Linked DNA regions of Homo sapiens: region 1 is linked to region 2. A link is an interaction called in ENCODE POLR2A ChIA-PET data of the cell type or tissue named here. Cell type or tissue: OCI-LY7. All regions are shown on one strand.

Evidence for each region. ChIA-PET counts read pairs that join two places held together with the same protein. Peaks named below come from ENCODE experiments on the same cell type or tissue, not always from the same donor. Only the 100,000 strongest peaks of a DNase experiment are listed, where the experiment ranks them.
Region 1: POLR2A ChIA-PET joins it to region 2 with 5 read pairs; 2 of 35 experiments call an interaction of 5 or more read pairs at or near these places.

The regions. Positions count from the first base shown.
Region 1 is chr13:40,039,164-40,043,163 of GRCh38, reverse strand. No RefSeq gene overlaps it. Among named protein-coding and RNA genes, the nearest start is that of LINC00332, 140 kb to the left of the region's middle. In OCI-LY7, no CTCF peak of the experiment used is centred here; no DNase peak of the experiment used is centred here.
Region 2 is chr13:40,124,310-40,128,309 of GRCh38, reverse strand. All of the region lies in intron 1 of LOC124903162, which reads left to right. Among named protein-coding and RNA genes, the nearest start is that of LINC00332, 55 kb to the left of the region's middle. In OCI-LY7, CTCF peaks have their summits at 299 and 511; DNase peaks (open chromatin) are centred at 579, 1,379, 1,779, 2,809 and 1 weaker place; H3K4me3 peaks cover 3,505 bases; H3K27ac peaks cover 3,806 bases.

The sequences.
Region 1 (4,000 bases), 85 kb after region 2:
CCTTATGTCTGAACAACTCCCCCAAGGAATAAGTAAAGCACTTTTCAAAAGTACCATTAGCTCTTCTGAATTGCTGCTTTCTTGGATTGTATGGTACCCAGGTGGCTTTTAAGTGTTAACCCAACCTCCTGAAAACTGTCTCCCTGGTTTCCAAAGATTAACTAAGGCAATCGGAAGGTAAGATCTGCTCATTATTTTAACATTTTCTATATTTTCTTTATAGGGCATATTCAGCTAGCCCACCCCAGAGTTTCCATTTTATAAGAATGCTCTTTCCTAACAAAAAGGAATATTTATGAAGCTTTTTCTGACATCTCCAAAATCAGAGTAATAAAAAATTGTTTAAATTGCTAATATGAAACTAATGTTAAACTATGATAAGCAATAAGGTATAATTGCATGAGAGATTTAACAAAATTCTACCGTATTACACACTTGTATTTGTAACTATTAAGTTCCAAGCTTCAGAAAGAGAAAAAGAGGTAGTTTGTTAAATTATAGGATTCAGTAATCATAAAAGGGATGGTCTCTGCCCAAACTTCACATAAATAAAATTTGTGCGTGTCAAGGGGTTTTGATGGAGACACAAATTTTACTCATGCATTTTACTCTTGAGGCTTTATTATGTTTCCAGGATCACAGTTGAAATTATAGCTTTGAAATGTCCAGAAATGTACTCTTGATTTCTTAGGTAAATTATATATGAAGATGTGCTTTAAGTATTTAAAAAATTTATAGTTGCTTTAAACGGTATTGAATCCAAGGGTCTTTGGGCCTCAAAATAGAGGAAAAAAAACCACTGCTGATTTAAAAAATAACATTTCCTTTTTCTTAAAACATTTCCCTTTTCTTATCTGCATTATAGAAAATTTAGGAATTGTACATAAGCACAAAGAAGAAAAAATCATGCATAATTCTAGCATTTAGGAATCAAGATCATTGTACTGTTATTACATATTCTTTTCTCCATCATTTATAACGACCATGTGGTATAACATTGTATGGATATACCATAATTTATCCAACCAACTCCTTATTGTTAGAAATGTAGGTTCTTTTTTTTCCAAAACACATAAAATGACAATGGGTACTGCTGTAGGTAAATATCTGTACAGATCCATTGGATCATCTATGATTAACTTTGGGCAGAGACAGAACTTACAAGCGGAGAAAACGTAAAAGGTGGGGAAGCAAAGAAGCCTTGTTTTTTAAGAAGTCTGCTCTGGCTTCCAAGGTCATCTAGGCTGGAGTCAGACTCCTGCTGCTTGTGGAGCTTTGAGAGGCAGCCTCCTCCTTCAAAGACTGCTCCGCACAGCTTCATGATTAGAGATCTTCAAGATTCTAGGAACACCTCATCTTCCGGTTGCTAGGAAGAGGCATGGCTCTGGGAATAATAGTTGTGACCAAGTTGGAGAAGGTTACAAACAGAATTGTAGGCACGAGGGGGAAGTCAGTAAAGGGGGACGGGGTGGAAAGTTTCTCTCAACATATGTCCTATTGATGCATTGCCTCATTCACTGTCATGCTCCTGATAGGACTTCCCCTATATGCAGTGAGCCCTCAGGTGGGTGCAGACTGACAAGAACAAGCTACTGCCTTGGTTTTGCCCTGGCAGGGACGAGCCTCACTCGCTGCTCTCCAATTTAAAAATTGTCACTGACTTCTTAGAACCCATTGTGTCCGGACTTGGTTTCTTCAGATGTGTCCGGAGTTTCTTCTTGGCCTCACCGACTTCAAGAATGAAGCCACGGACCTCGCGGTGAGTGTTACAACTCTTTAAAAGGTGTTTGCCCCTCCCTGTGGGTTCGTGGTCTTGCTGACTTCGGGAATGAAGCCCCAGACTCTCGCAGTGAGTGTTACAGCTTTTAAAGTTGATGCGGACCCAAAGAGTGAGCAGCAACAAGATTTATTATGTAAAGCAAAAGAACAAAGCTTCCACAGGATGGAGGAGGACCTGAGCGGGTTGCTACTGCTGGCTGGGGGTGGCCAGCTTTTATTCCCTTATTTGTCCCCGCCCATGTCCTGCTGACTGGTCCATTTTACAGAGTGCTGATTGGTGCATTTTACAGAGTGCTGATTGGTGCATTTTACAGAGTGCTGATTGGTGCATTTACAATCCTCTAGCTAGACATAGAGCACTGATTGGTGCATTTACAATCCTCTAGCTAGACAGAAAAGTTCTCGAAGTCCCCACCCGACCCAGAAGCCCAGCTGGCTTCACCTCTCACCATGCAGGGTGAAGTAGCTTGACGTATAAATAACTCCTCTCCTCTGAGCTCCATCCTCAACTCCAGACTCACTATCAAAGCAGAGTCAGGCCTCAATACCCTTGGCGCCCCCAGCTTGAATATCTTTCCTCACTTCCACAGTCTTCCTCTTTCTGTAAAATATAGGATAACGTTTATTTTCTCAGTAGAACCTCCTCCAAGATTCCAGGCAGAATTTATTTCTCCTTACGTTTATGCCAATAGCAATGACACTATCAGGTTGGTTGTCTACGTGTTGCCTCGCCCAGCAGGCTGTGAATCTTTTGATGGTGAAGATGAAGGGCTCTGTATGAATGTCTCTTGGTGCTGAGAACAGTCTGACATATGCAAAACACAGTTTTGATTTCTTTTCTAATGAATGAGTTTAACTATTTGAGACCACTAACTCAGTAATTTACATGTCAGTATTTCTAAACAGCACTCATTATACAATAACCACTTTTATAATTCAGTCATTCATGCAACTCATCTGACCTGGTTATTAAAATGGGAAGAAAATTCACAAAACGATTTTTTAAAAAAACATTTGCTTTTCATTATATGTTGTTCTTAAAATAAAAAGAAGCAAAACCACAGAAAAGTTGTAGCATCATGCTCTACTGTTAAGAAGTATCTCTCTCTCATTTGCCTTGGGTCACTTTAGTATTCACAGAATCTCAGAATTTATGTTAAACCAAGAACTGAGTCCCAACATATGTTCTTATTGGAAGGCTTAGTATAGTACGGCCTCAGTACCTTTAAAACAACTAGGAAATATATATGAAGATGGAAGTTGTTATCATATGGTTATAAATCAGTAATAGAAACATACAATAAGTGCTTCAAAAGTAAATATAAACTAATACTTAACTTTACATGGTCTTTAATTTTCTCTCCTTTAGTTCCTAGAAAAGGCCACCAAAATTCATGGTGTGCAAATGGCCAGAAAATTTTACTGTGTTGTGGTCATTTTAAAGAAATAATATCACAGTTTAAAAAGTATCCTTCCAAAACTTGAACTTTATTTTGATGATCAGAATTTGGTAAAAAGAGAGTTTACCTTTTATACCATCCCAAGAAGTGAGGCTAATTTAATGGTACATATAAGGTGAGCTTACCTGCAAAGCATATCACAGTGCAGAATCAAAGAATAGTCACAGGGAACCCCAATATCAAAGTAAGATGTGCCTATTCATTTTGGGGTAGGCATGTCTTCCTTTGAGTGTCAATAATCTGGGGATGAGGAACCTGTGCATTGTGTATGAAGGGATAGCAAAGACCCTGGGCAGAAGAGAGGAAGGGAATAATATTGTGTCTGAAGGGGTTTTGAAAGGAATGTCACCTTGGAGAATTATGTAAAATGAGAGTTTCCAAAGGAAAAGAAGCCTGCACTTTACCTACAATATTTCTGTGCTTGCATTCACATTATATTAAAGTGCAAAAGTTGTTAACATTTTGCAGTTTTTTTTCACTTGAAAATCATTTAAATAATAACCTAGATAATGTATTCTCTGGGAACATGCTTGAGAAGCACCCAAGATGTGTTGCTTCTGGGGAGAATCTTAGGAAATTATGGGTTAGCATACATATGCTTAAAAAAGCACAGTTCTTAAAAAGCATAGAGGCATCTCGTATAGAATATAAGACCACCACCAGAGGAAATAAATTTAGAAACTGTTGACAGTTTGTGCCTCTGGGTAACGGGAGTAGAGGAAGACTTAAACTTCTTATTTTGGCTCTACTGTCTGGATCTT
Region 2 (4,000 bases):
CTGGATTGGCCTCAGTGTTATTGACTGTTAAATAGGGATCGTACTTTCACTGTCACAATGATCTGATGAGATAATGCAGGTAGAAGGATTTTGGAAACCAAAAAGTACTTAATTCTTTCATTCAAAAGTATTTGCTAATAGCAGCATGTTTGCTAACTAAACGTAGCAGGCCAGGAGAGGGCAAACAAAGAGGATGAACAGAGCTGGCATCATCTGGGACTCCATGCCAACTAGAGGATGAAGCTGGGCCTCAACTTTTATGAGAGAAGGAAGCATAGTGGGGAGGCCTAGAGAGAGGAGCAGGGTCTGGAGCCTGGGAGATAAACTGAGGCGGGAAGGAAGAGGCAGCTGCCTCAGGTTCAACAGGCAAAGATTATATCCAGGAAGCCAGACTGCAGGGACCAGAAACTACAGCCAGGAGCCTGAAAACAGAAGATGAGAGGTTCAGGAAGGGGGACCTGGGAAGAAATGGCCAGTAACCCCAGCTGCTATTCTGCATCAACAATCAGCAGTCTGAATGGAGAACAAGCACTTTCAAAGTTTCTTCCCCTTTCCAGACCAGTTGAACAAATGGCCACAAAAGCAAGCTCTAAGAAGCATGAAATGAAATAGTAGTTCTCAAACTTGAGTGCACATCAGGAACTCCTGAAGGGCTTCTGAAGACACAGGTGGCTGGGCCCCACCTCCAAGGTGTCTGATTCTGGAGGTCTGAGGTGGAGCCCTCCTCTGGAGTATTTGCATGTCTAATAAGTCCCCAGGTGCTGCTCATCTGTAGGGCCTGGGGAAGACACTTAGAGAACCCAACAAATTGCATCAGTGACTGTGAATTCCTAACCCAGGAGAGAAAAGGTAAGCAGAGGGAGCATGTGAGGAGCACCCTGGCTCCCTTCCTTCAACCTGCCTTCTGCAGCTCTTCTCACCTGGTTCCAGTGCAGGCTCAGACCCACCCAAGGAAGGGTCCCAGGCCAAGAGCCCTGGTATGGATTGCACTGCTGCTGCCTTCTCCATCTCACCTTGATTTGGGGCATGGGCAGATTAACTCTTCACCAGAACACCTGGTGCCCTTTCTGCTTTGCCTCGAAAGACACAGGTTTAGAACTTCCACTTACGGACACAAAGTTTGGGGGTATTTTTTTTTGTTTGGAATATTGCAAGTGGGAAGATCGTGGGCTGTGCCATGTTAAATCTCTTCTCTGATGCTTTGTCTGCCTGCCTTCTAGAGTTCCATGTTCTCGCTTTCTATGATTCTTCTGCAGTAATGGTGCAACTTAAACTGGGGGATGTTGGGGTCAGTTTAATATCCATTCTGGCAAACTTTGCATAGTTTTAGCAGTGTGAGAGATCATGCATGTAACTTCTTCCTTCCCCACCCCTCACTTCCTGTCCCCACCCTAAGAATACACCCAGAGGCTTACATTCTTCATTCATTATTTTCTAAATGCTTTGGTGGTGAAGAGAAAAAGACTAAGTAGAATAAAAGAAGTGAACTGCTACTGAGGCCCAGAGGAGGGAGTGGGGATGGGCATGACTGGGACATAGAAGTTTCTCTAAACTGGTATTTCCAAACTTTGGCTACTCATTAGACTCACCTGGGAGCTTTTTATAACCACTGATGCTGAGGACATGGAATTCTGATTTAGTTGATCTGGGGCCGGGGCCTTTGCATTGGAAAATTTGAATCTCCCTGGGGGATTCTAATGTGCAGCCAAGCCTGAGGGATTCTGTTTGCAACCAATTTTATTAACAACACCTGGCTGCTGAGCACAGCTGCATTTTTGTTCAACTCCCTTTTAACAACCACAAGCCACCTATAGAGTAAAAGTCCATGCTGCAAACCTCTAAATTTAGACAGGTAAGAACCGAAACCTCCTCTAGATATCTTGAGACTAAGTGGGATGGCTCATGCCTCTAATCCTAGCACCGCAGGAGGCCAAGGTGGGCAGATCGCTTGAGCTCAGGAGTTTGAGACCAGCCTGGGCAGTATGGCGACGTCCCATCTCTACAAAAAATACAAAAATTAGCCAAGCGTGATGGCATGTGTCTGTGGTCCCAGCTACTTGGGGGGCTGAGGCAGGAGAATTGCTTGAACCTGGGAGGTCAAAGCTGCAGTGAGCGGTGATAGCACTACTGCACTACTCCAGTCTGGGTGACAAAGTGAGACACTGTCTCAAAAAAAAAAAAAAAAAAAAAAAAAAAAAAAAAAAAAAGGACTAAATGGGAAAGATTTTAAAAAATGCAAGTTCAGAGAGAGCAGCAACAAAATCCCAGGCTGGGGAAAAAAAGAGACTGAGACCAATTCAGGGACATGAGCCAAAGAAGGTGTCAGAGCCAAGAAAGCAAACTTCCAGGATCAGGGATGAATAAAGCTTGATTCTAAAGCCAGTTGTGTATGTCCCGTGTTCTGGGCCAGTCCTGGGTGGGTGAGACTCAATTCACCTGGGGTGTTCACAGCCAGGATATAAAATATGGGAAGCTAGAAGGGTCTTCAAAGGAAGGAGATAAAAAGTAAAGAGTGCGGAGAAAATAATTTGTTTTCTATGATATTCCATAACCAGTTCCACTGTGTTTTATTCACCAAATCAAATATTTTTGATGTTTTATAGATACAGCCTGAGACTATGGGACTCCAAGCACAAACATTCTCTTAGAGCAGTAATTCTCAGACTGTAATAGCGCAAATGAATTCCCTGGGGATCCTGTTGAAAAACAGGTTGATTCTAATTCCATAGACCTGGGGTGGGGCCTGAAGGGCTTGAGATTCTGCATCTCTCACAGTCCCCGCAAGTGATGCTGGTCTGAGTAGCAAAGACACAGAGGACAGAGATGGTGTCTATTTACAGTGCATCGAAGGACACCTTGAAGAAACCTGTCTAGTTGTTATTGACATGTTGGTTGACACCTGTGTTTCCTCATTACTCAGCTAACTGAAGGGGGTCTATGGTTTTTGAGGAAAGTCCCATTTCTTGAGAAAAGTAACTTTCTGAAGACGTTAAGTACTGGAACATACCTATTTCATGTCACCCCCTCAGACACTCCCTCTCTTTCCCCACATCTTTCCCCTATAAAACCCTGATATTCTAATGACTGAAACTAGACTTGCATTGACCTAGTGAGGCAAGAAGCACAAATAAGTAACCTGTTACCTGGGAGCACAACAGCAATTCTTTCATAAATGAATGTCAATGAGGGATAATTTTCTTCTGTAGCAGAATCTCTACACCTGACAGTATTCTTAATATACTTTAATTAAGAGGTTAATCTGTTGTAGAAATTGCTTTTCTCTGAAGCCACCTGAAATCAATTTAAACTCAATTACAAGTGGTTAGCTATTGTTTATGTGGTTAAAGATTAGAGAATACATTTTTGCCTGTCAGGAGCCATCAGAGCAAATTTTGAATGTCACGATCAAAGGAGAGTCTGAATAGTTGAGTGCTCTTTAATGGGCATAGAGAAACCATTAGAAAATGTAATCAGTCATATTTGATGACTTGACCTTGGGACTCAGCTAGAAAAAGGTCTAATCATGTCTATCCCATAAGTGACACCAGGATGGCTCTGCTGAAATTAATTGATCATTACGTACTTTCTGAGAGTCTCATATACCCTATTTGATGGAATATAAATTGCAAAAATAATCTGTAAATTATATAACAAGCTTCAGAGTACATTTGCCCTCTGTCTCCTTAGCAGAGATTAAATCTGACAGCTAGTTTCAAAATGATCAAAATTGCTTAACTCCTTCAATAGTTTGGAATGCTTGAGATTTACAAAGGAAAAAAAAATCTATTGCTCGGCATGTGCCCAGTATATAAATTTGAATTACAATCCATTCTCTATCAGTAAAATGTAGAGATAAAAAGAGGTCTGAAAAGGTTTTCTGGGGGCTTGAATGCATTATTTTATTCAATTGCTTAGTAAGGTACTTAGCTGCTATTAAAAATTTGGATGCATGTCAGAGACAAGGAAGCTGTTTTGAATCCTATCCACTTCAGTGCTAAGT